Regions from separate parts of the Homo sapiens genome. Here region 2 is linked to region 1. A link is an interaction called in ENCODE POLR2A ChIA-PET data of the cell type or tissue named here. Cell type or tissue: GM12878. All regions are shown on one strand. Links, peaks and the distances in the headings refer to the core of each region. The heading gives the core; the rest is flanking DNA. Region 1 overlaps PLEKHG1 (pleckstrin homology and RhoGEF domain containing G1). Region 2 overlaps UST (uronyl 2-sulfotransferase).

Region 1 (14,685 bases), core at 7,183-12,182:
TATTCTTTCCACTTATTTGCAATGCACCTCTGTTACATATCAGGATTCTATATAAATGTGGGCCTGTTTCAAGATTACTATTTTTTGGTCTAACTGCTCATCCCTATTGCCAAAATCACACTGCCTAAATAACTATGATTTTGTAGCAATATAAATAACATTGCTAAATCCTTCTATGTGTTTCTTCAGAATTATTTTGGCTACTTATGAATCTTTGTTCTGTATACATTTTAGAATTAATGTAAGTTCCACCAAAAACATGTTGAATTTGATTGGGGTTACACTAGATCTACATATGAGAAAATCAACATCTTTATATTATAATAATGATATTGTCTATGAACATGTTACCTCTCCACACTATTTAGAGCCTTAAAAAATAACTTCCAGTGATGTTAAAATTATTCCATTTTCTACATAAAGGTCTCATATATCTTTCACTAGATGTATTTCTAGGGATCTTTCTGTTGTTCCTGGAGAAGTTACCTTTTAAAAAATATCCTGTTTTTTTCTAGAAAGGATATTACTAACTTAAAAAAATATATTTGGAAATACCAAGAAAAGTTGTAAAAATAAGAAGAATACAAAAAACACTATCGGCTGGGCACAGTGGCTCATGCCTGTAATCCCAGCACTTTGGGAGGCTAAGGTAGGTGGATCACAAGGTCAGGAGTTCAAGACCAGCCTGACCAATGTGGTGAAGCCCTGACTCTACTAAAAATACAAAAATTAGCCGGGTGTGGGAGTAGCCTGTAATCCCAGATACTCAGGAGGCTGAGGCAGGAAAATCACTTGAACCCAGGAGGCAGAGGTTGCAGTGAGCCAAGATTGCGCCACTGCACTCCAGCCTGGGTGACAGAGTGAGACTCTGTAACAAAAAAAAAAAAAAAAAACACGAAAAGAAAAAAACCACTCTCTTTTCCTAGCTCTTCCTTGTCAAATGTTTATTGACTTTATTAGTTCTTTAATAGGGCCAAATTCTGGTTCTGGCATGCTATAGGCACATATAATTCTTTGGCTATAAGCAAGAAAATCCACCAGCTACAGAATTCACAATGGAAACTGGCTGACCAAAGTAGGAAGGGAGAGAATGTCAACTCAACAAATCACCTGAATTTTTCATTCATGGAGGTAATTTATTTAAATACCTCAAAATTCGTTTATCCACTTAACAAATATTTACGATTATGTACAAACATCCATTTCTATTCTCAGAGACCTCCAAAGACAGACACACGCTCTATAGCTTTCCTTGCAAATTCAAGTCAATTTTAATTTCTAATTTGATATTTGCAAACGGCCATTTCTTCTTTTGAAAAAAAAAAAAGTGGGTGTCAATCACTTAGGGGGAAAAAATCCTAGAATTTGAAAGTGGAAACCACAGAGGAGAGGTACAAATCTTTTAGTAGCTATTTCTTAGCCTCCTAACCAGTAGATACATGAGTTTTACTCATCATTTGATTCAATTATGTAGTGAATGCCTGGTATGAGCCGGGCATTACGCAGGCATGAGGAATTGCAAAGTGAATAAAGTATGGTATCTTCAAGAAACACGGCTCACATTTTGGAAAAGCTACATACATCAAGCAGTTTTTAATCCATTGAATTGTTTTCAGTGGTGCTTTGACAGATATATCAGGAAAGATTTGTCAAAAGAAAGGTTCTCCCCACCCAATCTAGATATTGTATATCAGATTTGCCTGTCTCATCAGGCACCACATGCTGCATGTAAATGCAATTTATGAAATGAGTTGAGCTTTTAAGATGAGTTCAGTTTCCAGTTTGTATCAATTCCTAGGTTCCACAGGACACACACCAATATGAGGCAGGACTGATTGAGGTTCTTACTACATTATTAAGATGTGTTACACTGATACCAGATACTTCCAGAATCTGGGCTAGATTTCATGGTAAGTTGACTGTGAGCTTTTAAAAAGGAAACTAAAAGCAGACAAACAGCAAGAACTCAACACCAAATTTTGATGGTCCAGACCTTAGATTTTTACCATTTCCTGTTTATTTTTTTTAAACAGGCTAAAAGTTGGCATAGTTACCTGGCAAAGGATAATTAATTCTAATACTTAATTAGAGATGAGGCATTCCAGTAGGTGACCTCTTCCTCATATTCCTTGGTATGTCTCTCTGTTTTTCATACTTACAGCAAAGACGGCCTCTTAATAAAGAAAAGCTGGCCAAAGAACTGGGGATTCCGTCACTATTTTCCTTAAGTTTTTAAAGTTGGAGGGGATGCTGGGCAAAAATGCAAAAAGTAGGGAATGTTTCTTCAATGAATGAGCTTCACTTAAGTACCGCTACTATTACAGGTGCTGTTATAGGCACTGGGGTTACATAGAAAAATACTGAACCACTGCCTAAGACATCAGGTTCTTGAAGGGTTACATACCAGGAGACAAACTGGATAGCAGCTATATTACAAGTGCTGTAATACAGTTATCAATGCTTTTAGTTGAGCAACCTGTGCTACTCCTAAAATGCCTTGAATGCATCCAACATTTGAGCACCAACAGCATACCAGTGCAGGTGCTAAGGATGCAGCCATGATTGGGACAGATTCAGTCCTTACCATCACAGGACCTTTAGCCAGTGGGATGGCTGGCACAGCATTAAAGACAATGCCCAAAGGCAACTGTAGTTATACAGTAAACTTTTAAAAGCATAACAAAATACAACTTTAATATTAAAATCTTGGTCTTGGCAGCATTCCAGTGGAGGAAAATTATGGGTAAAACAAGATTTTCCAGAGATACTCAAGTCCAGGCATAAATAAGGAAAAGGAAGGTGATTATGAAAGTTAGCAAGGTTTTGGCAGATTCTACACGTAATAAAATGGAGGAAGCCACAGAAACTGAGCAACATTTTCTAAGCAGAAAAATTTTATAAGCACCACCTTTTATAGAGTTCAAGAGCTTCTTTCAATCTAGGTCAATAACTTCAAGCAATTCAGAATGTGTTAACAAGCAGTGAAAATGAATGTTAATTAAAATAATAAAATTCCCTCAAATGAACAGAATTCAGCTGGCTGTGGTTTCCAAAGTTGTACTATCTCATAAGTCAAATAGATTTAATAAGGGGAAACAGGACATTAGGTTTCTTGTGCCACTTATTTAATAAACTAATATTTTAGGAGATAACTTTAAAATCTGAATTTGTATTCACCCATTTATTTAATGGTGAAGCACAGTTTTTTTTTACCCAGGCTTCTGTAAAAATATACTTTATTCGGGAAATGTGTTACATCACTTGAAAAAAAAAAGGGTTACTTACATCACTTGAAAATATTCTATTTAGAAAGGTAATTTCCTTTTGCTTTTTTTTTTTTTTTTTTTTTTTGCCTTTTCACATCAGTCAAGTAAAACAGGCTTTGACATATTGGTTTTTTAAAAAGAGAACTTCCAAATATATCACAGAGTTTTTATTTAACATCTATCCTGAGGCTATTTCAGATGAGCTTTCAGTTTCAGGGGAGGGAAAAAGGAAACATGGATACGAAGGGCTGGCTTCCAATAAAACGTTTTACACTTACTACCAAACAGTGATTTATTCATCCACACGTTCCACAGCACCACAGCCACCAGCACTTCCTGGAAATCTTTGGTTTTGCTAACATGGACCATTTTTACTTCTAAAAAAAGGGGAACTGTTCATATTGAATATTGTAGCCCATGAGGAAAGTAAGAGAGACAACTGACATATGCAGAAACACCTTGCCATTTTCAATCCGGACTTGAGAAAACTTTTACTTTCACTAAACCTTCATTAGCATATCTAACATGTGCTTACACGGTTATTTTGCTGATCTTAAAATGGTTCAAAACTGAATATGATTACCATTTCAAAAATCTTTCATAGAGTCTGAACTTCACAGATCATCTCTTTTGCACAATATTTTTGCTTTCCTTCACAGAAACCATCAGGGTTTTCGTCAATCTATCTTGCCAGTTTAGACTATATTAAACTTGTTTATTTTAGAATAATTTTATTTAGAATATAGATATGTATGGTTTCTAGTTTCTAACTCCATGAACAGAGTAATATTTCTCCAGATTCTGTTTATGTGCATGTTCAGCCAAGATATCTTCACTACATAAAACGTAAAAGAGCCTCTAATAGTGGGGGCATTTGGCTGTGTGTGGAGTTAAGCCCAGATCAAAGGGCAGGACACTTGTAGTGCACAGATAAGCTAGAGCATTCTCTAGCCACAAGTTTTTCACTATGAAACTGACATTTAGTGCCCACTAAACAACTGACATATAGTACTCCTGCCATAAAATTAGTTAGATTTGCACTTTCTGATCTAAATATTCAGCAACTATAGGTATTTCTTTAACATCTGTCCCCAATATTAGACCACAGGAGACCCCATTTCTCTGTGTACCACAGCATGCCCGATGCCCAGCACATGGCAGATGCTCACAAATAATTGTTAAATGAATAACCAAGCAGAATGTGCTCACTGGATTTAGTGGCATGAGGTCAGTGAGAGCAGTTTTGGGAAATTGTAAGGGCTAAAGTGGAAACAGTTCAGGGCGACGAGTGAAACACCATGTATCTTACACAAGGCCTGAGAGGAGGGAAGTAGAAAGAGCTAGCGTGGTGTGGGTATTCCAAGCAGGGTTTTGCGTGGGAGAGTCCGGATGATATATAAATGGTGACAAGATAGATCTTTTAGAGAGGAAGGGGTAGAAAATACTGAAAAAGGAAGAGTAAGCCAAAGCATCCCTGAAAATACAGGAAGAATGAGGACCCAGGGACCAGTGTTAATTAAGATGGGGACACGTTTGCTGTTATGACAAAGGCAGGAACATGATGGTTCTTGGTAGATGTGGTGGCAGGCCATGGCCCTGTGTGTTCTCAAGTGATTTCTATTTGCTCGGAGAAGTAAAAGTCAAGATCATCTTCTGAAAAAGTTGGGCAAGCCTGCGCATTTGGGAAGAGTTGGGAAAATTATAATTAAGTCATTTAGGAGAGTCAGTCATGAGCTGACTAGAAAAAAAATAGAAAGTCTGTCAATATCACATTCTGCACCATCAACAATCAGGTGATCGGTCCTACTGGCGGGACGCCGGCCTGGGCATGTGCTTAGCAGACAGCAGGTAGGGCCAGATGGGTAACCCTACAGGGAAAGCAGTGGCTTTGGAATCGAAAGATTTGGGCCCAAGGCCAAGATCTGCTATTAAGGAGCTGTCCGACTTGGAGGAGTCATTTCACTTCTTTAGGCCTTAGGGTTTTTCCATTTACAAAATGACAGAGTTGCGTAGAAACCTCCGAGGTCCCTTCTAGCCCTAAAAGGACTCTTTATAAAATAACCAGCAAATTAGTCTAATGGCAGCATCATTGATACAGAATAAAAGTTCAGAATTGAACAGGAACCATAATTCCTGCCTGGTCCATGGCTCCATTGCTTTCCGACATGCATTACACAAGACCTCCCCTCTGGTCTGCCTCCCAGTCTACTTGCACCCTGACAGCTACACGATAAACATGATCATATGGAGTTCTTTGCTTCAATCCTTCCCATGGTCCCCATCACTATGTAGATGAGCCCAGACTCTTCAGGCCAGCCCAGGAAGCTCTTGGTCATCGGTTCCCACTCACCTGCCTGCTTCATTGTCTCATTGAAATACTAACTGCAAAATTGTTTTTCAAAATAAAAAAAAAAAAGGATAGGAACAGATTTGTTAAAGGACATAAAATTACAGCTAGACAGGATGAATAAATTCTAGTGTTCTAGATCACCAGAGGATGACTGTAATTAACAATAATACGTAGTTCCAAATAGCTAGAAGGATACTGAATATTCCAAACACAAAAAAATGATAAATGTTGCAGATGATGAACATCATTATGTATTCCATGAATATGTTCATTGTCAATTTCTTAAAAATTAAAAAAGAAAAATAGAGAAATATATAGCATTTTTAAAAATTAATGCATTAATAAGGGTTATTTGAATCCCTTAAACATACCCATCCTCTATTCTAGTGGCATATATATTGTCTTGCTATTTTAAGACAGTTCAATTTTAAAACACTGTACTCAGAGATTGGGGCCAAGCGGTTCTCAGCAGCAACAGTGAAAATTTTGTGGCTGGGTTAAAATATACTAAAGTGAATTCTTTTCACTTTCTAAGGTGAGTACAATATAAGTTAAAGCCTTCCCAAAAGAAATGGGCTTTCCAGAGGAAGTGAAGACAGAATATAAATAACATTCCCCACTCATTAAAAGAATGGTATTCAATGATGTTTACACATGTGGTTATCACTCTTTAAACTTAAGTCTAAATATACTTTTAAAGCTGTAGGTAAAGTAGTAATTTACTGAAGCCAAACCACAAAGAAATTTCAGGAATGCATCCAGGTTATATAATTCTATTCCCTGCTATATAAAGAGAATTCTAATAGCTTCTATTTTGGTCATCTATTCACCAGTTTTGACTTAGAACTGATTTTTGGAACATAAAATAATTTGAGAAATTAAGTTTCAGTTTAATTAAGTTTTTAGGTAAGAGGCAGAAATGTAAGCTCCCCACCACTGAACAGCAATTGTTACACAAGGGGTACCTGGCAAGGGGGCTTCTACCTGCCCCCAGAACTCTCCATCCTCTCCCTCTCATGTTTGGGAATTTTCTTGTCCTCTTGACACCTTTATTTACCTTCATTTCAGAAATTCTACACTAGCAGGAGTGACCCTGGCAAGAGAGGGAGGGGCAATGAGAAGAAAGGTTCAAGCAAGGGTCAATGAATGTTAGGAAAAAATCAGCTTCTGGCTGAGTGGTAGGGGGAGGGGTGGTGTTCCAGAACCTTCTGTGTACTTGAGGTGGAAGGAGGGCAATTGGACTAGCTTTTACAGAAGACTTGGGAGATGGAAGGAAACACATTAAAAAACGACATGAGAGCACAGGAGGTAGGAAAGACTAAATTATTCCAGGGAGCCATAAGACACCTAACTTAGCCGGAGCTGCGGCCTTGGTGGAAAACAGAAATACATTCTATCTAAAATTTAATAAATTCAGTATGTGCTTCTGATGCTGGAAAATAAAAATTCTAAGCAATCCAAGAAGATCATCTTTGAAGAACAATACCTTCTTAAGGGCCAGGGCAATATCCATAGATATTCACTCTCCTTTCCTGGAAAGAATAACAAGAATGAGAAAGCGCTCAGATTTTAAACAAGTAAGTGCCAAAATATAAATCTAATGGACTAAATGATAGCATTTATATGGCTAAGCCCTCATTCAGTAGGCTGGAAAATTTAAGCCAAGGAAATCTCTAATACATACAATAAAAAACAAAGAGAAGGAAAATAATAAAGAATCGCTTTCAAGAGGCCTAAAATCCACCTACTCGATTTCTAGGTGAAGATACATTAATATTAGTGGGGAGAAAATATCCTAAGCTAGAGAAGACTTCAGATAGTAAAGCTCAAAAATAAAAGGACCGATGACAAAAAGATAGTGGTGAAATTTTAGAACTAAGGATAAAGCAAAAAGTCCTATATGGTTCAAAGAGGTAAAAAGACACACACACACTCACACACACAATCAACTATGTCGTAAGTCTAACATCAGACTTATTGGCTACACTAGATTGTAGGTATCAGAGGTGCAATGCCTTCAAAGTTCAGAAACAATAATTTTGAATCTAGACTGAAATAATCAAGTGTGAAAGCAAAATCAGACATTTTCAAACATGCAATAACAGTGCTTACCATCTATGCATATTATACATCAAAAGTTACTCAAAGGGAGGAGCCTACCAAATGAAAAAAGGAATCTAAGGAAGAGGATGACATGAAATTAAAAAAGTAAAAAAAAAAACCCAAAAACAAACAAACAAACAAAAAACAGTAAAAGCTAAATATAACCCCAAAGCAGAGAAATGTCTATAAAGAAGTGAAGCTACTGGGAAAATCTCCTTCAAGTGGCAAAATTTCATGACCCACGATGGGAGTTCTTTCTCTATGGATCTAATTCTATTACTCGGCTCCGCAGTGAATAATATTTGCATAATGGCTTTAGGTTTTCAGAAGCCACTCAGAGACAAAACAAAAAACATATTCATAGTTTGGCTATAGAAATAAGAAATAAGTGTATTAACTGTGACACTGTAATAGGCAGAGTCTAGCTAATTGGGAGGTCATGAGTAGGGTGACAGACCCTCTTGGGACCAAGGGGGTTCCCGCATATGGGACTTTCAGAGCTAAAACTGGGAAAGTCCTGTGTAAACCAGGACTAGTTTGACATCTTAGTCATAGGGTAGAAGAAATGAATAAAGGATGCTAATGTCATTTTTCAGACCAAGGTTCAATAGATGCTTTAGAAAAGAAATAAGTTGGAGACAAGACAAATATAGCAACTGTTAGCAGTGACTGTACTTGAGGAATAAGTTTTTTATATTTGATTTCACCCTTTCCAAACTTTAGATTTTTAAAACAATACATCCACTTAGAGCACAATGGGTCAACTCTTATTCACAAGGTATCTAACTTCTAACAGAGAATATTTCAAAATGAGAACAACCTAGAACTCCAAACATGTGAAGCCAACTAAAAATAATTAAATAAGAGATTTTTATCTAAACTCTGATATGAAAGCAAGGGTATAAACAAACCAAGGAAAGGAAGGTCTGCTCTCCTGTCCAGGGGCCATGTCTGTACTCTTGTGAAGGATGAATGATCACAGAAAAGGACAAGAAGAAGACCCTAGTGAACCAAAAAACAGAAAAAAAAAAGGGACCAACTGAGCCACGTTAATTACAGTAATAAGCCATTTATATTCCACATTGCCACCACAGCTACTGCTGGAGAAACCAGAGTTCATCCACGTCAGAACGGCTCAAAAGACACAATGCTGTTTCTCTCTCCCTCTCAAAAGGTGTGGCTGTGTGTGTCATGTGTTACACTAGCTTTTTTTTTTAAAAAAAGTCATGAGTTACATACAATGATCTGGCCATTTTATGGCAAAACTGTTACTTATAGAAAAAATTCAAAATAGAGGTCTTTTCATGAGCATTAATACTTTGAAGTTTGTGTAATGACCCTGAAGAGGTATCTATAGATACAATGTTTTTTTCTTTAGAGAAAACTCAAGTCTTAGGTATGCTGACTCCACAGTTATTTGCACAGGAAGCCATTAACTTATCTGCAAATAGTAACTCACCATAAAGATAATAATTGTTTCATACCCTTCAACTCAAAAATGCCTCTGTTAACACCCAAAAGATACAATATTTATTTTAAATTCAAAATACAAAAAGCCCATAGTCCTGCTTTCTGTAAGCCACTAGTTACCAAGCATATAATCAACACCCATTATGAGTGTTGTACAGTGCATGAAACCAGGGGCCTTAATATATTTAACTGCTTGACGAGTCCTGGCCAGATCACTGCAATTCTATCAGGTTTCGTTTTTTTAAGATACACAGTGTTTTAAAAACATACCTGAAATCAGGATGTAGCTTATAATTAACATGAACATTTAACAGTTTATTTATGCTCCCTGAAAAGTTGTTAAATCAATTATCTTAAAAATCCAGAGTCTAGCAACTAAGAAAACCAAAAAATGCCACATACACAGCTCACTGGAAATGCATGTGATAATAACTAATATAATTGAACTTATGAAAATAATGTTTTATAAATGTGGCTCCAGGTAAGCTCAGATATTGTCCTATAAGTGAAGACAGCTGAGATTAGAAACATTAAGAAGAACAAAATTAGCTCAAAGTAGATGCTTGTTTCCCAATTGTTTTTAATTACAAATTACACTTAGTGTATCCACAAATTCCAAAACAAGAAACAACAGAACTACACTCCTAAAATGTCCACTCATGACTTTTCTATTTTTCATTTTAATTAGAAGACTATTAAGATTCCCATTCATTATCTCGGGGCATTAAAAACATTTCAATGTCATTTATCAAGAGCAAAATTTGCAGCACAGTCTCCACAACTCCAAAAACAAAATTTAAAAAGAAAAAAAGTCTGTGAAAGCTGCAATTTACTTGCTTGCCAGGAGGCTAATTGGAATGTGCTGGAGTAAAGGTAATGAAATGATGTAAAACATTTGTGTGAAAGTCAAAGCATTCTGTGATAAGCCCGTGAAGGGTAGGAACCATATCTGTCCCTCATTTTCATTTCCTTTGGTTCCTGGTGATAGCTCTATTGAATATTCAAATTAAACAGGTTTGAGAACTAATTATTTTTCCAGAAAAAGAGTCCCTTAACTACTTCAACACCTGGATTGTTTTAAGTTTCTACATCCCCCAAAAATGCTCCCAACTCTTCTTGGAAGAATAACATCCTGTAAATTCCTACCCACTCCTACTCTGAGGTCGGCTACAAACCACAGCCTTGTAACTTTTAGGCAAAGATGCTGGTGTCTGTATGAATCCACAAGCATGAAAATGATGACGTATCTCCAAGCATTTGTTCTGTTCTCTACAAAATCAAGATTTATTGTTCAATTGTTTTATTACTTCATTACTTTAATGGGTTTTCTTCCAGAATTAGGCTTAAAGCCTGGAATTGAAAATTAAATTTTTCCATATGTCTGAATTTAAACCATTGGCTCTAATAATGGGGAATCTATTTTTTCTTTCAGTTGAAATATTTTAGATGTTTATTTTTATTCACTTAATTCTTTACAAAAAATGCTTTATCCCAAAGCTGAGTTTCTGACCTCTATGCACTTTTCAAGTTAGTCTTGAGTGTGGTTTTCTTGTGGAAGTCAGTGTGGCACTGGATAACATACTGAGGGCATACTATGTGCCTCCTGAGCTTCCCATCCTTTTTCTCCCCAACTACTGCTTTAAAATTTCTCCAACTCCATCAAGCTCTCCTAGCCTACCCTAGGCCACATATTTTACTACATTCTCATATTATTTTCTACCTCCCATGTGGCTGCTTGATCACAGTTCTTTTTTTTTTCTTCTTCCTCTTTTTTTCTTTTTTTTTTTTGGGGGGGAGATCGAGTTTTGCTCTTGTTGGCCAGGCTGGAGTGCAATGGCTCGATCTCAGCTCACTGCAACCTCTGCCTCCTGGGTTCAAGTGATTCTCCTGCCTCAGCCTCCAGAGTAGCTGGGATTACAGGCACCTGCCACCACGCCCGGATTTTTTTTTGTTGTTGTTAGTAGAGACGGGGTTTCTCTATGTAGGTCAGGCTGGTCTCCAACTCCTGATCTCAGGTGATTCGCCTGCCTCGGCCTCCCAAAGTGCTGGGATTACAGGCCTGAGCCACCACGCCCAGCCTCAACTTCACTCTTTTTCCCCTCCTCCCTCAGGTACAGAAAAGGGACAGTCAGAACTGTGGAGGGGCAACCTGGTCACCAGCACTCTCCATCTCGGCCATTCACTGCTGCCTCCCATACATCCAAACTCACCCTCTGCACTGACTCTCAGCCTCCACGGAGGATGATACAATGGATCATTCCTAACAAGCTTCCCCTTTAGAGCCTACGCTCCCTCTCTCCTCCCCTCGGCCATTAGTATCTTCTGCCTCAACCAAATTGGTTTAGAATCACTGTTTCTGACCCTCTCCTTCCTCATCTCTGACCCCAGTCAGGCTTCTACCCTCTGCACCACCTCTGAGATGACTAAGGCCCCCATCGTCAGAGGCCCCTGCATCTTTATCTGCAGCTGCAGCCAAAGCCTCCAGACTTATGTTTCCCAGTGCCCAGAGAGCAGCTCCATGACAGGCTCTTGGCTAACCCTGCCCCAGCTAAAGCTCTGCACTCTGCCTGATTCCCACCAGCTTCACCTGCGACTCGGATAAGTCTCAGGATGCACAGGCCAGCAATACTGAGCTGCCTGGAATCAGCTCTGCCCAGACTCCCGCTTCCCTGCTGCCCTGGACTGGGGTCCTGCTCCCTGCTCTGCCTGCCAGGTCCTTCCAACCCATCTTTACCTGGTGACTCCTCTCACCCTGCGAGACCCACTTCCAGCATTCATGACTTCCGTCAGGACGGCATCCCTGAGCCGGCACTTCCAGATGACACTGTTGCCCTCCGATTAGACCTGTGGTTTCCTCAAGTGCAGAAATTGGGTCTCATCTTTGAAACCCAAGACCCACTGTCATTATTCAAAAATGTTTAACTGAATGATGAGTCCTCAAAGGAGAGCAAATCTGTTATTTGGTTGCTCCCAGACGTAAAGTGTGCTTTCAGCTTAGTAAAAGTAAACAAATGGGGCTTTTAAGAAAGCACTGCATAAGGTATTTTCACAGAACAGTTTTAAAAGCGAAACTACAGAAGTCATTAGCAAAATATCAGCTAAGTTAGAAAGGGGAAATTCAAATGAAATCATACTAGACATATATGCAAATTTTAGTCTTTGATCCTCAAGCTCGTTTCCCCAGAAACTTTTTGGCAAATTAAACCAGCGATTAGTGACATGTATCATTTCACGGCAGAAGGTCTTATAAAGTATTCTTTAAAACATCACTTGAAGTTAAAGTTCTCCTCAATTACCCATTCCTTGTCTTTTAACTATCAGTATCCTGTCACCAAGACTGCCCATGTAAGAATAGATGTTTGTGAAATTATTCTCTCCTTTGTTTTTTGCTCCTGAATAATGGCCCTAGGACATTTGTTACCAGCCTGCATGTGTTCCTGCCATCCTGTTGAGAACAGGGCATGGAGGAAGCGGGAGAGGCCAGGTAGAGGGGTATGGCCAATGCAGGCAACACTCGCCTGGGGGCCTCTCCAACCTGCCCACCTTGCCCAGGACCAAGGCCCAGGCCACCAAGTCTGACTGTCCTCCATAGACACCCAAGGCCCTGAGAGCAGCCCTAGGTGTGTCCGGTTGGCCAAGGCCGATGATAAAAGCAGACAAAAAGACAAACTTTGGAAGAAATCTTTACATTTACTTTTCAAGTTATAAAAATCACAACTCCCTACTGTTAAAAAAAGTCCAGAGAATAAAGAAAAGCAAGGAAAAACCATCACTTGTAAGCCAGAGACAATCGTGGCCCATACCCTGGTGATTTCTTCCAGCTTTGCTTGTGTGTTTATAATAGAGAATGGAGATTAAACAATTTCGTGTACTCTGACCTTTTCCTTTTTTCACTGAACATTACGACATGCACATTTTTAGGAGCAAATTTTAAACTGTTGACCTTTTGCTACTTGTAGCAAAAATTCTTCAGAAAATGCCAAATGCCGCGTGCTTGTTGTAGGAACCAGAGTCCTGAAGTTGTGAGACTGTTCTCTCAGAAGGCCAGAAAGCCTAGAAGCTCTGGTGGACAGGTTGGTGGCAGTGGCCGAGGAAGCAGCCAGCCAGCCCCCGGGGCAGGACAGCACTAGCAGGAAGGAGGCCGCTAGAAAGCCTGATGCCCAGTTCCCCATGCCCAGTTCCCTGGGGCTTCTCCTTACTTGCTCGCAGCCCTCCACTAGCCCACATCCTCTTCTCCTCCCCCAGCTCTGTCCTACCCTCTGTTCCCCTCCTTGGGAACCCAACCGTGCTCTACGGATGCTCTGAAGCATCTGTAGGTGGGGAGCGGTTGCCAGCAAGGGGAAGGGGAACCCCCGAATCCACTGTAGCAGGTAAAGAAGAGTTCTGAAATGCAAGGTTAGAACTTTTATTTTCCTACAAGTCTTACTGCAAGTTTTCCTACAGGTAACTGAACTGCACAGTGTTGTTCAGTTACTTCCAGCATATTGACCTAAAGATGCTTCTGTTATGATCAGCGTCCAAGCCACAAGACTCTGTCCGACTCCACTAGGTGTAAGGTGTGGCTGTCATGCTGGGCTTTCAAGGTCCTAATACTCCCTGTGTGTAGGGGATGGGGTGTCCCCCAAAGGACAGCAGCACCCATTGCATCACTCCCCACAGTCCTGTCTGTCCATCACCTGAAAAGCTGCCTAAAACGCAGACCTGGGGAGGAGGGTGCTGGATGGAAAAAAGGTGGAACTGGTTTCGTGGTTTTAATTCAAAGACACAGATTGAGAGAGAGAGAGACAGGAATTGAAAAATTGGAGCTGCTGTATATATTTATTTCAAACAGGCTGGAGGATCTAGAAGCCTTGAGATGACACAGCCACAGAAGATGCAGAAACCTCTGCTCCACAAGTGAGCTTGTGGATTCCTGGGCATAGATTTTCTTGGCTCTCTTACTCTTCCACAGTATTTGCTCAAATCTTTGAGAGCTTCAGCTTTAGCATTCCCTTCTAAGAAGGATCATCAGACTTTGGCCCCCTCCACTCCATCGAAACGGTTTATCAAGGCCACCAATGACCTTCTCACTGCAAAATCCAATGATCGACTCTCCTTGTCTTTACTTTCCAGCTGCTAGGATGCACATTCTCCACTGAGCTTCTGGAAAGCCATGGGCTCCTGGCTTTCCTTCCTTGCTGGCAGCTCCTTCCCCATTTCCTGGGCCGAATCTTCCAAGTGCTGGGGTGCCCTGAGATCAGCCTCCTGACCTCTTCTCTATCTCACTCTGATACCTCATCTAGCCCGGTGATTGTAAATATCATTGATTTGCTGATAGTTCTCAGGTGTGTATTTCCACACCGGCCCCCTCTCCTGAGCACCAGGTTCACACATCCACGTACCTACCTGGCATCACCACTTAAAGTTGAGATGCATCTTTCAGACCTAGCGTAGCCAAAGCATAATTCTCAGTTTCTCCCCGTTGCTAACCTGCTTTTCCCATATTCACAACCTCAG
Region 2 (16,577 bases), core at 6,197-11,196, 1.6 Mb after region 1:
CAGGCATAAGCCACCGCGCTCGGCTGTCATCCTGCCTTTTAAGAAATACTGTCATTATCTATAAAATTCATTAAAGGCCAAATAGCTCATTGGATAAACCCGCAGGTGATGGCACATGTATAAAGAACTTCAGACCACACAAGCAACCCCAGATATGGCACGGTCCAGTTTTTCTTGAGTATTTTTGGCTCTAAAGTTGATTGAGTCAAACATCATTTGATTGAGTTACAGAAGGACAAACAAAATGATGAACAAAGGTCACCACTTATCACCTGCTGTTTAAGATTCTCATATTCTTACTTGAAATAAAGCATACCATTACCAAAGTGGATTTTTCTTTCCTTTCGTATCAGCATTCTGATTCTTTTATATAACAGTCACATGTAATTGGAATGTAGCATCAGACACACAGGGAGCATAGTTTGTTTCTCTTTGTAAGCTCCATTTGACCACAGCAGTGAAATTTCCCAAGAACGGTGTTTCCAGATCAAGACTACTCACTTGAGAGCTTAGAGTGGTCCAGGTTTTGAAGTGCTGCATGTCTGAGAAACAGATCATCGTAGACACTGAGAATTGGGGCACATCCTTCCTTTCCTATCTGACGGTAGACATGCCCCGTAGATGCTGGATAACAGAGACAGATGATTCAGATGTAGCACCCCGACATGAAACCAACCGTGGAAATACTGATAAAATCACCTGTTTGCTTTTTAAAATATGCAACAACATGAGTAAATGACTAGTTCATTTTATCAGCCCCCTTTTTTTTGCTGTCATATAATTACACGAATGAAAATTGATACACTTTTTAAAATACAGCTTTTCAAAATCCCATCTTGAGGAAAAAAGCTTGGCCAATTAAGAAGGCTGAGGGGAGGAACTGCAGGCACTTTTATTTCCAGCTGTCAACAGGATGGAAGAAATATGTCAACTTATTTATATTTATTTATTTATATGGGTGATGAATAAGTTAAGGAATGCTTCATCTCAAACACAGATTGCTTTTATTTTAGCTAAGTTAATGTTTCAGTTCCATATATATTTTTGAATTTCCATCAACGTCAAACACCATTTTTTTCTTTCTTCTTAAAAAAAAAAAAAGATTTACAAGCACTTTTACGGCACTCAAGAAAGTAGGCTGAAGGTTCATAATAATAATTTTCCTTTTAAAAAACATCCATCAGACCAAAATAAAATCATTTTAATTAACTCCTTCCTGAGTAACTAAAACCTTGGAATGTGCTGAAAGGTTATAATAAATAAGACAGTCAAAGATCAACTAGCTTAAAAGGTATTTTTTAAATTAAACTATGTAAAATGTACAATATGTTTCATGAAGTACAAACTGTTGGGCCCAGGGCCAAAAAAAATGTTGTCATGTTTGCCAAATAAACTGAAGTACCTTGACTTTTAGGACCTAGAGGGTGTTGGCTGGGACAAAATAACATTAAGGCCCTGTAAGTAAATCCGTCAGCATCTTTTTTTGTGAAGTTATAATGATCACTGCTGAAAAGAAATGCCTTTGAACACACAGGTAAAAGTACCCAGATAAACTTGCAGTAAGAGGATGAATGTTTTTGAACGACCAATTGTCCCAATGTTCTGACAAGAGCAGAGAAAACACAGCCAACTCAACTTTATTTTCAGATTGTGAGATTGCACAGTGTGTAAACTTATCATCATTCTTTATATGGAATTTCATAGAAATGACTCACAGGGTACCAGGCAGCAGTTCTTGTACTGGTTTTGAATATGATTGATAGCTGTTCTCCAGGTTGCTTCTGAAAGTATGCCTAATGGTAGGGCCCTGGTCTCTCTGAACAGGACAAAGGATATTTCCTCCTCTAAGAACATTTCCCTTCATCACTTCTCTGCCCCCGTCCTCTGAGGCAGAAAGAAGGCCCATGAGCGGCCAAGTGCTGGACTCTGTGCCTCTGTGGTCCCCGCCTTCCCTGGACTCCTGTGGGCTGCAGCCTTCTTAACACACATCTCATGATAAAGTAGCTTCAGTGCTCACTCGGCAGGTTCCAAATGACTTGCTTTATATCTTGGCTACAGTCCAATTTTAGTGAAGGCAGAAAAAATTCTAGAGAGACTTTGTGGTTTATGAAAAGTATAAAATGTGTAGCTTGTGTAAAGTCAGAGTCTTATTTACTATTAACTACTCCCAACTCACACATTTGCTAGGGCTGGCTCTAGGGGACAAATATGAAATAGACAAAATTTGTGGCAGTGTCCTTCCTGCTGCCACCACTGAACCTCGGCTTCTTAGCTAGCTGTTTATCGTCTTCCCAGGAGAATGTGTATTTTCAGCATTTTTTTTAAGGTGAAAATATTTCAGAACTCAAAGCAACAGATTTCTAATGACTGAACCAAGGCATCATTGATAGGTGGCAGGGGAGGGGCAGTGGGAGGTGGAAAGAAGACATACCTTAGGACAGTGAGACTGCCCAACATGTACTCACATCACATTGGAGGCAGCCACTTACTTACAAAGCTGGCCAAGCAGTCTCTGTCCCAGAAGCTCTTGCTGCTTCTTTTTGATGTCTCAAGTAAGAGTTCTCAGGAGCACACAGGTCCCATAAGAAATGGGACTCTACCTGCACAGAACTCAGGTAGTTCTCGGGTAGCTCTTCCACCTGCACAGAACTCAGGACCCCTTTTTACTGAAAACAGGTACCTCTTAGGGAACTAGAAGTTACAATAGTACATAGTACCAGGTCCTATAGGACCCAACTTGGCCAGGGGTGTGTTTGATAGATTACACACCATCTGTGGTCAGGCTCAGAACTTCTGCTGTAGGAGTCAAATGCCTGAGCTAAATTGGTTCCTAGAACTTCCATTAAAGCAGTGTTGGGAGAAGATGTTTCATATTGGGTGCAAAAGACACAGCCATGCCCTTTCCCTGATGCCACATGACCTTCAGATTTATCTGTCTTGTCTACATTCTTCCTTACACAGCAAACAAATTATTTTCCCTGCTAGAGTACTTTGATATCTGTCAGCACGGTGCTTTGAAATGGAATGTCTCAATGGAGCTGGCCATGCACTTTGACCTTGAAAGGTACTCCAGGCTGTGGATTGGTTGGGGATGCGGCACAAGCTGACTTGCTCTTTCAGAGATAATTACACTGCTCTTGGTGAAAGTGCCCCCTGAGAAGGACCAGAGGCAGAACTCTACCCATGCGGGTAGAAACCACTTACCCATGGAGATCCTCCTCCTTTAAAAAAAAAAAATTAATTGAGACAGAGTCTCACTCTGTCACCCAGGCTGGAGTGCAGTGGTGTGATCACAGCTCACTGCAACCTCAAACTCCTGGGCTCAAGTGATCCTCCCACCTCAGCCTCGGATTATAGGCTCAAGCCATGGCACCTGGCTCCATCCTCCTTTTCGATGTCCTAATCTGTCTTACCTTCTCTTAGATCCTTCCAGAGGAGATACCCTGGTCTCTGAAGTGGTTTTGTATTTCCACTGAAATATACAAGTCTGGATGTCTCCTACCATTGAGGTAATATTTTTATAAGTCATTTTACAAATGATAAGTTATTAGGCTAGGGGCTATATTTCTCCCCCTTTTCCCATGATATGGGGTGGGGGAAAGCTGTTTTATGACAAGATGCCTTGGGATGGAGCCATCTAGTGTACCCGGGAAAGACCCAAAGAGCCAAGAGAAAACACAGAATAAAATTAAACAAATAAAACCCGCAAAACCGGGCATCTCCCAATGACCCCAACATGTGGGAATGTTTTGTTCTTTTTAATGCACCCAAGCATTAATTTAGTCCCTTAAGGATTTTACTTCCCCAAACAAAGAACTTTCTGGAAAAGGGAGATAAAGCCATAGAGGCAACACAGTCACATCACCTCTTATAAATATCTTCCAGCCACTTTTCATCATCCTGTTCTTCATCGTCGATTGGCTCCTCGGTTTCCAGTGGAGTTGGGATAAAGAAGTGTGGCCTCAGGGGGGGCTTGCTGACGTGAGACTTAAGTCCAAACTTGCGCTTCAGCAGGTGGAACTGCTCTTTGACGTAGTGGTAAAACTCGTACTCGTATCTCATCCGCTGGTAGAGGATCTGCACAGCCTCAGGAGAGGGGACAGTCTTCTTCACCGTCACAGTCATGTTTCCAAGCTTCCTGTGCTCTGGAAGAGAACCGGGGTCGCACATGAGCCATCATTTGCAGTAGCTTAGAAGGGATCCCGGCGAGGACCCACATTACCTGTACAACTCTGGTAGCACCTAAGGAAGCAACTGCATATCCAAGTATTAGAAGAGAAGAAGGGTTCCTGACAATATTTGGAAACACTTACCAACTCTAGGTGTTAATGTCAACATGAGTTGACGAAGCACAAGCTATCAAATTTCCTTTCATCAGATGTGAACCATGCGATTGGACCAAATTCAATTGTTAACTCTGAGTTCTACATTCTTTTGAACAGCAGAATCTATCCATTTTCCCTCTTTTATTTCTTGATACACCAGAAAAGGGCTTTACCCTCAGAAGGAGGCATGGAAGAGCTGTCTAACCACTTTCTAATAATCTTGTTTTGTAAGTTTTAAAATATTGACATAAAGTTTAATTTGATACAAAATCCATTTCCATTTTACTATTTCAACAATGCATTTGTCCAGAAAAGGAAAGGAAGGGCTGCCAGATTTCTTAAGTATAATTTACAAATTTTTAAAATTTATTTTTATTTTTTGTAGAGACAGGTTCTCACCATGTACCCAGACTGGTCTCGGCATCAAGAGATCCTTCTGCCTTGGCATCCCAAAGTGCTGGGATTATGGCACGAGCCACTGCACCCAGTCTAAATATAATTTTAACCCTTGTAAATTTTAAATTTTTTATTGTGGTAAAATATATACAACTAAAATATGCTTAATTTTATACTAATGCTTAATAACAAAATATATTTTATATTCATTGCTGAATAGCATGAAAATGTTATATATAGAGTGTACAATTTTAACTATTTTTAAGTGTACACTTCAGTGGCATTAATTATATTTACAGTGTTGTGCAACCATCACCACTGTTTTAAAAATCCTTTCATGAGTCTATACAAAAACTTGATATCCATTAAACAATAACTCCCAATTCCTTTCCTTTCCTTACCCCACCCTACTTACCCCATCGATTAGATAGAACCTCTAATCCATGTTCTATCTTTATGAATTTGCCTATTCTCAGTACTTCATGTAGGTGGAATCATACAATATTTGTCCTTTTTTTGTCTAGCTTATTTCACTAAGCATGTTTTCAAGGTTCTTCCATGTTGTAGTGTGTATCAGAGCTTCATTCCTTTTTTTTTTTTTTTGAGATGGAGTTTTGCTCTTGTTGTCCAGGCTGGAGTGCAATGGCGCAATCTTGGCTCACTACAACCTCTACCTCCCGGGTTCAAGTGATTCTCCTGCCTCAGCCTCCTGAGTAGCTGAGATTACAGGCATGCACCACCATGCCTGGCTAATTTTGTATTTTTAGTAGAGATGGGGTTTCTCCATGTTGGTCAGGCTGGTCTCGAATTCCCGACCTCAGGTGATCCACCTGCCTCGGCCTCCCAAAGTGCTGGTATTACAGGTGTGAGCCACCATGCCTGGCCCAGAACTTCATTCCTTTTAAGGTTGAATAACATTCCATTGTATAGATAGAACGCAATTTGTTTATCCTTTCATCCTTGGAGAGACACTTGGGTTGTTTCCATCTTTTGCTTATTATAATGAACATTTGCATTCTAGTATCTGAGTCCCTGTTTCCACTTATTTTGGGTATATGCCTAGGAGCAGAATTGCTGGGTCATGCGGTAATTCTAAGTTTAATGTTTTGAAGAACTGCCAAATTATTTTCCACAGTGTTTGCACCATTTTACATTCCTACCAGCAATGTGTGAAGGTTCCAATTTCTTCGAATTCTCTCCTACGATTGTTATTTTCCTCCCTTTTTAAAATTGTAGCCATCCCAGTAAGTGTGGAGTGGTATCTCACTGTGGTTTTGATTTGCATTTCCCTAATGACTCCTGTAGTGATGCTGATGCTAATGGTTTCCCTAATTTCTAATGACCTTTTCATGTGCTTTTTGACAAGCATGTGTCCAACAAATGCTGTTTGTTTGTATATCTTCTTTAGAGAAATGTCTATTCAAGTCCTTTGCCCATTTTTGAAGTGGGGTTTTTTTTTGTTTGCTTTTGTTTGTTTTTATTGTTGAGTTGAAGGAGTTATTTACATATTTTAGATAATCTGCACATATATCAGGTATATAATTTACAAATATTTTCTTCCATTCCACAGGCTGTCTTTTCACTCTGTTGATAGTGTTCTTTGATGCATAAAAGTTTTTAATTTTAATGAAGACTATTTTATCCATTTTTCTCATATTGCCTGACTTTTGGTGTCACATTAAAAAAAATTGCCAAATCCAAGGTTGACATATAGAAGTTTTTAATTGTAATGGAGACCATTTTATCTGTTTTCTTCTTATTGCCTGTCTTTTGGTGTCATATTAAAGAAGCCATTGCCAAATCCAAGGTCATGAAGATTTGCCCTCACATTTTCTTTTATAATCTTGCTTTTGACTAAAATTTTTGTCAACAAATTTGAATAGGTATATAATTTACTAAATACAGTTCCAAATGGCTATTTCCAAAATCAGACTCATCTGAAAGGACATAGACTTCCCAATTTTTAGGATATTTGAGGTACCTTCTGAAGCCTTCAGTAGCAATTCTAAAGAAGGAATTTGAAAAATTCTCTATGTAGAGGCTAAGAAGGGTAGTGGGGGATTGGGGACAGGTGGGGATGGTTCATAGGTACAAAAAAAATTGAAAAATGAATAAGACCTATTATTTGATAGCACAACAGGGTGACTATAGCCAATAATAATTTAATTGTACATTTAAAAATAACTAAAAGAGCCGGGTATGGTGGCTCATGCCTGTAATCCCAGCACTTTGGGAGGACGAGGCAGGTGGATCACGAGGCCAAGAGATCGAGACCATCCAGGCCAACATGGTGAAACCCTGTCTCTACTAAAAATACACAAATTAGCTGGGCGTGGTGGCATGCACCTGTAGTCCCAGCTACTCGGGAGCCTGAGGCAGGAGAATTGCTTGAACCCGGGAGGCAGAGGTTGCAGTGAGCTGAGATTGCGCCACTGCACTCCAGCCTGGCGACAGAGCGAGACTCTGTCTAAAATTAATAATAATAATAATAAAATAACTAAAAGAGCATAACTGGATTGTTTGTAATGCAAAGGATAAATGCTTGAGGGGATGGATACCCCATTCTCCATGATGAGATTATTATGCATTGCATGCCTGTATCAAAACATCTCATGTACCCCATTAGGTATTAATTAAAATAAAAAATAAATAAATTCTCTATGTGGCCAACAGCCTCATTGAATAAGGGTATTACTTTTCAAACTGACTCTTTTGAAAGTCCTTTGCCAGGTTGGGTCCTTTGCACAGGGGAGCCTAGATCCTTGTAAATAGATAACATGGTCTTCATTGAAATTAAAAACATAACACACATTGAACACTCTAGAATTTCTGTTAAATAACTTGGCATAGACTCTTCTGAAATGGGTTCCTAACAGAACATTTTATAATATCTGTCTTCTCTGAAGATATGAACTCTAGCTAATCTGGGGCGGGTCATTGTTCACAGGTCTTAGGTGTTCCTTTTTGTTTTTTAAAACAGAGCTAAAAAATCTTATGAAAGACAGACAAGAAATAAAGAGTTTTAAGTCAAACATTGAGAGGCAGAGGAAAAATAATTCTCTCATTGAAAGCCTCCTTCAATCCCTTCCTCTTAGAGCACTATACATTGTGTAGGGTTTTGTTATCTGATACACAAAAAAGTAAGACTCCTGTGATTTAAAATAAATTCATTACTTAAATTATTTGGCCCAACCTGGCAAAGGATCCAAGGGGATAAGCAAAAGGGAGCCTAGATCCTTGTAAAGAAGTAATTTGGAAATCTGTTCTATTTCACAGCCTCAAAGCTCTTTGTCGTAAGGTTGAAACAGTAATTTCCTAAAAACAATGGACAGCAAGTGTAATCATATAAATACCTTGACTACAAAACTATCTGAGAAATACCAATCACATTTTACTAGTCTTCAATCACTTGCAAAATGTTGGTCTATATAATGGATTGAGTTGATTTGCTATATAAATGGTTATTAATTTCAGGCCAGAAAAACTTTGGGAATATTCTTTAAAGTTACAGCATAATGGGTTTATACATTTCTTTCTTTGATTACGATTAGGTGACTGGGTCAACTGCCATAAGGTTACTCCTAGTTCATGACAATAAAACTCTCTTCCCTGAATGCCTTCCTCTATGGTTAGGATGGGGGAGTTGGTGGATGGGCAGAGCAGGTAAATAACTCTGTCAAAAGTGACATTATATCCTTCCGAATAGACATTTCTCAAAATAAGACATACAAATGGCCAAGAGGTATATGAAAAAACTCAACATGCTAATCATCAAGGAAATGCAAATCAAAACCACAATGAGCTATCATCTTACTCCAGTTAGAATAGCTATTATTAAAAGCCAATAAATAACAGATGCTGGTGAGGATGTGGAGAAAAGGGAACTCTTATACACTGTTGGTGGGAATGCCAATTAGAACAGCCACTATGGTAAACAGTATGGAGAGTTCTCAAAAAACTAAAAATAGAACTACCATGATCCAGCAACCCTTCTACTATGTATCTATCCAAAGGAAATGAAATCAACATATCAAAGGGATACCTGCACTTGCATGCTCACGTGTTTACTGTAGTAATATTCGCAGTGGTAAAGATATGGAATCAACCTGTGTCCATCAATGAATGAATGAAGAAAATGTGGTATTATACACAATGGAATACTATTTGGCCATAAAAAAGAAAGAAATCATGTCATTTGCATCAACATGGATGGAACTGGAGGTCATCATGTTAAATGAAATAATCTAGGCACAGAAAGACAAAGATCGTGTATTTTCACTCATATATGGGAGCTAAAGAAGTTGACCACAAGGAGGGAGTAGGATGATACATACCAGAGGCTGGGAAGGATGTCTGGGTTGGAGAGCGGGCTGAAGAGAGGTTGGTTAATGGGTACAAATGTACAGTTATATAGAAGATGTAAGTTCTCATGCTCCATAGCAGAGTAGGGTGACTATAGTTAGCAACAATGTATTGTATGTTTCAAAGTAGCTAGAAAAAAAAATTCAAATGTTCCTAACACATAGAAATGATAAATACTCAAGGTGATGGATACCCTAAACACCCTGATTTGATCATTGCACATTCTATGCATGGAAAAAAATATCATACATATCCCATAAATATGTAAAATATTATACATCAATAAAATGTGATATTGTGTCCTTCAAGTACAAGTGAAAAGAACCAGGACATATTTGCACGATTAGTTAACTGATATGGTGCGAGATGGTGACAGTCCTGGCTGAGCCTAATGCTTTGTGGTATATTTTTATAGTAACAGCTACAGTTAATGGGAACTAATGTGTAGCAAGCACTGAGCTAAGCACTTGTACACACAATCATACTTAATCCTCACAATAACCCCTTGATGGAAGAGCCATTTTATACATGAGGAAACTGAGGCCAAGGCTATAACTCATTCAAGGTCATGCAGCCAGAAAGTGGCAGAGGTAGGAGGCTCCTCATGACAATCAGCTGCTGTGCTTTTGCTGTGTTGTTTCTTGGTGTGGACAGGTGAGAGGGCTATTACTGCTTCTCACACCTTTCTTCACAGTGTGGTAGAGCATAATGGTCAATGTCCAGGCCTAGAGCCTACTACTCCTCCTGCTGACTGAGGCACCCAAACTTAACAACCGATCTCACAGGAAACTGGCAGGTGTTTTGGAGGGAATGGCTAATGGCTTTATAGTTTGGGAGGAGAAAAGGGCCGATTAAAAAAAAATTGGGCACGATCATCTCTGGGTCCAATACTCAGAGTCAGTGATGAAAACCACCCCAACAACCACTATTTGCAGAGTTCCACCTGAGAGGTAAAACTGCGTCCTGGTGGTTTATTTAGATTAAACTTGTAATTTTGTGTTTCCAGTAGGAAACATTCTATCCCAGGCAGAAATTGACCTAGTATTTACCATGTTCGGAAAACGACAGACTTCTGGTGATAACCAGCATCTAAAATCCCAGTGCACTCCATCGACTCTATGACTGGAAAGTACTGGCTCTTATGATTTCACTCAGAGCCCCCTACATTGACATATCTTATCCAACTTTTATACAGTAATGAGAGGTCTTTAATAAGATTGATATTTGATAAGATCCCAGGTAGCCTTTCCAACCAAATTTTAATTGCATGTCACCTTACCAGCCTGACAAAAGTGCTTTGGCTATTTGATAGTGCTAGTCAGAACATGAGGAGGCCCAGCCCTATGTTTGCTAGAACACTCCACAGAGAGGACAGACTTTTAAGACAAGAGGGAAGGGGGACTTTTTCATGTTTGGCTACAAGGCAAGAGCTTTAAAAGATCCTTTCTTGAATAGTTAAGGATCCAGGGAGGGTGACCGCCAAATATGGCAACTTGGTATGGCGATATTTCAAATTGAAGGCCATTGGAGACCAGTACATCCTGGATGAAGCTGTTCTCTGAAGTTCCCTTATCTACCTAGAAATTGGACCTGCCAAAGAGGAACAAAATTGCCTTCAGTCACCTCCCCTAAAATTTCATTAATCAGAGAAGATCAAAACTCATGTCACAGAGGAAGGGACTGAAGATTAAACACCACACTCAGAGCTCAGATGAACGTTGTCCCAAACTATTGCCTGTTCTTGGGTCCCATTCAGTTCCCAAAGAGAATTATTTACCTTCCATTGTCTGAGCATTGGGCCCATTCATTCCCCTTAAATATCATTTACTACTCTTCAAAATTGCCACATTTAACCTCCATTTCCCCTTTCCCTATGAAGAAAGGTATAGAAAAAAGCTGGACCTCCCTGGGTTATGAGGTAACCACTCTCCTGTGATTTTCTCCTGTGTAGCATTTTATTTTTAAGAGGTAGGGTCTTGCTCTGTTGCCCAGGCTAGAGTGCAGTGGTGGCTCACTGCAGCCTCAAACTCCTGGGCTCAAGCGATCCTCCCCTCAACCTCCTGAGTATTTGGGACTACAGGAGTGAGCTACCATGCTCAGTTTCATGCATATTAATAAATTTTATTCCTTTTTTTCCTGTTAATCTGCCTATTGTAAGTTCATTTTCAAGTAAGCTTCAGAGGGTGGAGGAGAAGCTTTTCCTGTTACCCCTCCAATAACAACAGATTGTCTCGTGTATTTCAGTTACTTCAGTCTTCCTTACTCTTCTTAATCCCTCCCTAAATCCCCCGTCTAAACATGAGGGTCAGTATCAGCTGGTTTGGCAGATTCTTATGGGATCTAATGTTTCCCCAAGCTCTAGTTTTGCATTAATATCCAATTCTTGCTTCATTTGTCTACCCACCCTGCCTCCTTGGAGTTTCCTTCTCTCCCTCATCCACCCCCTCTTCTTCATTGTCAACCTCTCCCTCTCAACTGGCTCCTTGCCATCAAAACTCACTTCCCTTCTTGAAAAAACCCTTGTCTCATGCACCCTCCCTCTTTCATCTTTTCTCTCTCCTCCCCATCACAGCCCAACTTCCTGAAGAGCTGTCTACATTTGTTGTAACATTTTCAGCTTACGTACGTGACTGAACTCACCAAAACCTGCTTTCTGTTCCTTCTGTACTCCATTCAGTTACTCTCGCTTCCTTGTTGGTAGCTCAGAGGGCGCCTCACAGCATGACCCCATCACACTGTGGGCCACACACTCCATTTTGAAACCCCTGCATCTGCAACAGTGTTTTCCTGGCACCCTCACCTCTCTCTGATCACTCCCTTTCCATCTTCTCTACGCCCTCCTCTTTCCCAGCCTGTCTTATAAAGACCAGTCCTCCTCAGGCTCTGTTCCAGCCTCTTCCCTTCTCCCTGGTTACTCCCTGGGTGGCAGCATCCAACCCTCTATCCTTTAGTCCTCATAGCACTGTGAACAACAAAATGAACAGTTTATATAAACAATGACAGCTTTTTTGACCTTCGTTTTCCACAGAGCTGCCAAATTTAATAAGGTTAATGACATTGCCAGAGGGTTATGTCGCGGTCAGAAACAGGAGTGCTATTTTGTGCCAGGAGAAACAGAGACTCAGATTCAACCAATATTGATGGGGAACACCCATTATGAGTTTGGATCATCATATACATTATTTTATTTGATATTCTCAATAACCCTGTGAGGTGAATATCATGACCCCTCTTTTGCAGATGGAGAAATAGAAACTTACCCAAGGTCACATAGCTGGCTGGTAAGTGAAAAAACGAATTTGAATCTGGGTCCCCATCTATGTTGAGATTTTTCCCTAACTTTAAGTACTGCACCATAACCAGGGCAGCTTTCATGAGCCTGTAGAAAACTATCACCTTCATATGGAAAGACCAGAGGTGGTTTGTCTTGTATAATAAGCAGAGAATTCTTAAAAATCTCATTTCAAAGACATATGGATGTGTGTCTTGCTGTACGATAATCGGTGCTATGGAAAAGTCATTCCATTGCTAAGTTTTCCACATTTTTGTAAAATGCCAGACTTTCCATCCAAACAAAACAAAGCTACATGGACTATGGAATCAGCCTCTCTCCAGACTGCCATAATAGCAGCTCTAGAGGAAGTTGTTAGGATTTTTTTTCAAATAATTGTTGTTATTTCAGCCACAAAACAATTATGCTTTAAAAATCTATACTTATTAGTAGCATTCCTTGGGAAGGGAAGAAGCCCTCGTTAGGTGAGCACATACTGTCGGATTAACCATGAAGAAGTGAAGACCTCACTCCATGAGCGTTCTCTGATCCTAGCAGGAACTGAGAGTAACTTCAAGGGGCTCATGTCTCTTGTGCCCACTGATAAACATTTTAAAAGAAAGAGACGAATACAGAGCTCCTCCCTTTAAGACAGGGTGGCAAAAAGGCAGCCCAAGATCGGACTGGCAGGCAATGTGTTGTTTGGCCCGTGGGGTATTTTTTTTTTTTTAGAAATGGATTCAGTTGTTGTAAGGCTTGGTCTATTTCACATGGAAAGCTGGATTTCTGGCTTTTCTCAAAGGGCGGCTACATTCTTCTGGAGCCAAGTGTGACTGCCCCCGTGAAAGAGGCCAGGGCTTTCCAGTTTGCCTCAGACTCTAAATGCCGGTTCATTCTTTTATGTTACCTGACTGGCTGTTATAGAAAGTCGAGTTTTATGCTTCTGCTTTAAAGATTCTAAAATTCAGGCTTTCATAAACCTAGAGAGTAAGTGCTTCTCGTCAAAATCAAGGCTTCAATTAGGCCTCACTGGTGTGCCCAATATCATCTTCCTTCCCTCTTTCTGCAAAGATTTGTTGAATAGCTATTCTGCACCACGCACAGGAATTGTTGCAGTGAATGGGGCATCATCATCATCACCATCATCATCATCATCAGTTGGCACTTTGAGAGCTTTCTCTGTGCCAAGAATTGTAAGATATCTAAACACACATTTAATCCTTATAAAGCTCCCAGTGCTGTAGAGGTCTCTTATTATCACCATTTAAAGCTGTGGCATTGGAATTTAGAAGTTTGTGCAGGCTCACACAGCTGGTAAGTGGTGAAGCCCGAAGTTGGGTGTGGGGAAGTCTGACTAATGAGCCCAGGTTCTTAACTCTCCACATTGCTGACGAGTGGATGGAGCTCACAGTCTAAGGGAGATGCCTGCTCACAAGGCTTGTCACCATGGGGGCAGAGAGGGCATCTCACTCTGATTCATTTGCTGGAGTCAACATTTCTTCTGTTTGGTCAGAAATCCTCACCAGGGAGACCAGGCTTATTGGGCTTATCTTAAATACTCTGCATGGAGTTGGGTCTTTCATACTTACTACAAGATCATGAAGATTTGCCGTATGTGCTGTGTGTGCACGTCTGAGAGTATAGATTCTGTGTGTGTTTCAATCAAGAGATGGAAAACTTTTAGGAGGCCTCTGAGGCACTATCCACCTCCTAAAAAATTTTCTCTAGATTTTATTCTTAACATCTCCACCAGGTTTCATTTAGCTGTTCTTCCAAAGAGGCTTTTTATACTGAGTGATCAGGACAAAAGCGATACCCCATTTATCTTTGTATTTCCACAGCTCAGCACCTGGGGAAACACAGTTCTCCTCTGTACAGGCTTCTTGAGGGAACAAAAGAAACCATCAGAAGGACGAGGGTGCTGTCAGATTCAAGGAAGGCTTGGCTGTGTCTGTGAGATGGAGACAGACAGCTGGGCACAAAGGCAGTATCTGAAGGAGTTTCACAGAAATTCCTAGGAGACCCACAAATGCTGGGTCCTTAGCGAGAAGCAGTCTACCCTCCCATCTGGCTGGGGTCTGTACATTTCAGTGTTTAACTTTGTGGTTTGGTTGCCTTTTGGGACCAATAGTGCTGGCAAGGCACATTTTTCTGCCTCTCTACTTTAATTCATCAATACTTTTTGGCAAAAAGAAGCTGTGGCTTCAGGATGTTTTTGATATTTTTTTAAAAAGTTTTTTCTTATTACCTTTAGGGATTGGTCAAATAATTCCCTTAGTTAATTTTATGATAACTATTGAAAATTTCCTCAAAATAGGCACTGGTTTTGAGCTATGAAGTGTTCAGAAGAGGGAAAACAAAGTAAAAAAACAAACTTTGAGCTTTCTATTTAAAGAACACAATAGAGATTGTTTTTTCTTTATAGACATGTCCAATCAGCCATAGAGTCAGGGCCACAGGGGGATAGACTTCCAGGCTCTGCGCTGTCCCTGGGGAGGGAGTGGCAGGGACACTACAGAGTAGTTACGGTCCTGAGTGGAGATTCTTCTAACAGCTGGCCCCCAGTGACATAAAAATCTGTAGTTGGCCACCCAATGTTGGTAGAGAATAAAACCTGGCATGAGGCCAGGAGGGGGCTGCTTTCTGTATTATTAAAACTTTACAAATAGTAGCCCGAACAGTGCAACTTCTCATACAAGTCCTGCAGAGAAGCACATCCCTCTCATTTTCATAGGGCTCTGTGGATTAATGCGCTTTCACATCGCCCCTCACTACCTTGCTCAATCTTCCCAGTACCCATTTTACTTACAGATACCAAGGGCCCCAGAGGTCACAAGACCAGCTCAAGGCTGTACAGCCAGGACATTTCAGTCCAAGCACTGGAAAGTGGGCTTTCTGATTCTCAGCCTTGCACCTTTTTGCTACACCACAGGCTGTTAATTTCCAAATTGAGTGGAAATCTATAACCACCCACTTCTCCTTGCCCTGTGTGTATTCTGGCATTCAGGGAATCCATTGAAAAGAAGGGCTTGAGTGTTCTAAGATGAGGGGAATGCTTTGGTAAGTCTGGGAGGATCTGGTGAAAAACTTGCAAGCCAGCAAAAATGTTTTCACACTGAAAGGGACTGTGTCTTTTTCATTTTTAGTTCCCCAGTGTCCAGCTCCATGCCTGGCACCTAACCACCCTCCATAAATGTTTGTTGATTTGAAACCTGTATTTTAAATCCATCTGCAAGACTGGATTAACCCAAAGGGCAACTTTCAGTGTTGACTATGCATACTTCACTTTTTAGCTAAATTCCTTCCTTAGTTGAGGGTCCTTCCTGAGCAAACTTTCCATTTCTGGAAATTGAATTTCTGGATAGTAGGCTGACAGAGAAGGTTTGGATCACAGGTTGTTCTGGAGAGGTAGTGGTATTTGCTTTTCTTAGCCACTCTGTTGAAGAACATTATGTTATGGTGACAGAACGCTTGCAAATACTTAGCCAAGCTTAAGACATGCCATGATAAGGAAGGTTCACCACAAACACAAATAGCTATGTAGAAGCCACCGTCTTGCAGCTAATGAATTTGTGCTGGGTGTGATATTTACCCCAGCCATTAACTGAAGATTCAAACACTGTTGGGTAAAAAGACATTTATTTGTGTGACCTGACTTTGCTGTATGAATGCTGGTCAGTTACTTAATTTGCCATCACTTTTGGTACTTTTTAGTGATGTTTCTCCATTAGCAAAATGAAAGTGTTTTATTTAGAAGGAAAACAGTCATTCAATCACATCCATTTGACCTATGTGCCAAGGACTTTGCTGTGGATACAATGTGAACTGTGGCTCTTTGGTCAGTCTTGAACACTTCCTGGTGGAAGAACTTAGCCCGGGCTTTTGGGAGTATCCACAGAAAGCTGGTGGCTCAGGGAAAAGGCTGCAGGGAAAAAGTTCTACTGGGACCTTGGAAACACATCTCTGCCCGGCACCAGGCACACCCATCTGCATGAAATGCATATGTCAGTGGATTGCACACAGATTCTGGTTTGCCAACTCAGGGGCTCCTCCCAATGCCCTGCCAAACAAACACTAGCTTAACTTCTGGATGTGAATGATAAATATCACTCGCCAGTAACCTGTCTGCATGCAAGACTGGGCAGTGACAAGCACGATGTGCTCACTGCCCAAGATTTTGCTTTGATTTTGTTTTACTGCCCAAGATCTGAACATTTTTTGCA

What was found. Peaks named below come from ENCODE experiments on the same cell type or tissue, not always from the same donor. Only the 100,000 strongest peaks of a DNase experiment are listed, where the experiment ranks them.
Region 2: POLR2A ChIA-PET joins it to region 1 with 5 read pairs; 1 of 35 experiments calls an interaction of 5 or more read pairs at or near these places.

Annotation. Positions count from the first base shown.
Region 1 is chr6:150,630,543-150,645,227 of GRCh38, reverse strand. All of the region lies in intron 1 of PLEKHG1 (pleckstrin homology and RhoGEF domain containing G1), which reads right to left. Among named protein-coding and RNA genes, the nearest start is that of PLEKHG1, 38 kb to the right of the region's middle. RefSeq lists enhancers at 8,115-8,334, 11,700-11,749, 11,780-11,909, 13,217-13,296. In GM12878, for the core only: no CTCF peak of the experiment used is centred there; a DNase peak (open chromatin) is centred at 8,197; H3K4me3 peaks cover 4,272 bases; H3K27ac peaks cover 4,947 bases.
Region 2 is chr6:149,061,401-149,077,977 of GRCh38, reverse strand. UST (uronyl 2-sulfotransferase) reads right to left here. Exons shown (of 8, transcript NM_005715.3): 8 at 988-4,145. The coding sequence ends at 3,862. Among named protein-coding and RNA genes, the nearest start is that of UST-AS2, 37 kb to the right of the region's middle. RefSeq lists enhancers at 3,634-4,833, 11,577-11,986, 12,007-12,086. In GM12878, for the core only: no CTCF peak of the experiment used is centred there; no DNase peak of the experiment used is centred there; H3K27ac peaks cover 767 bases.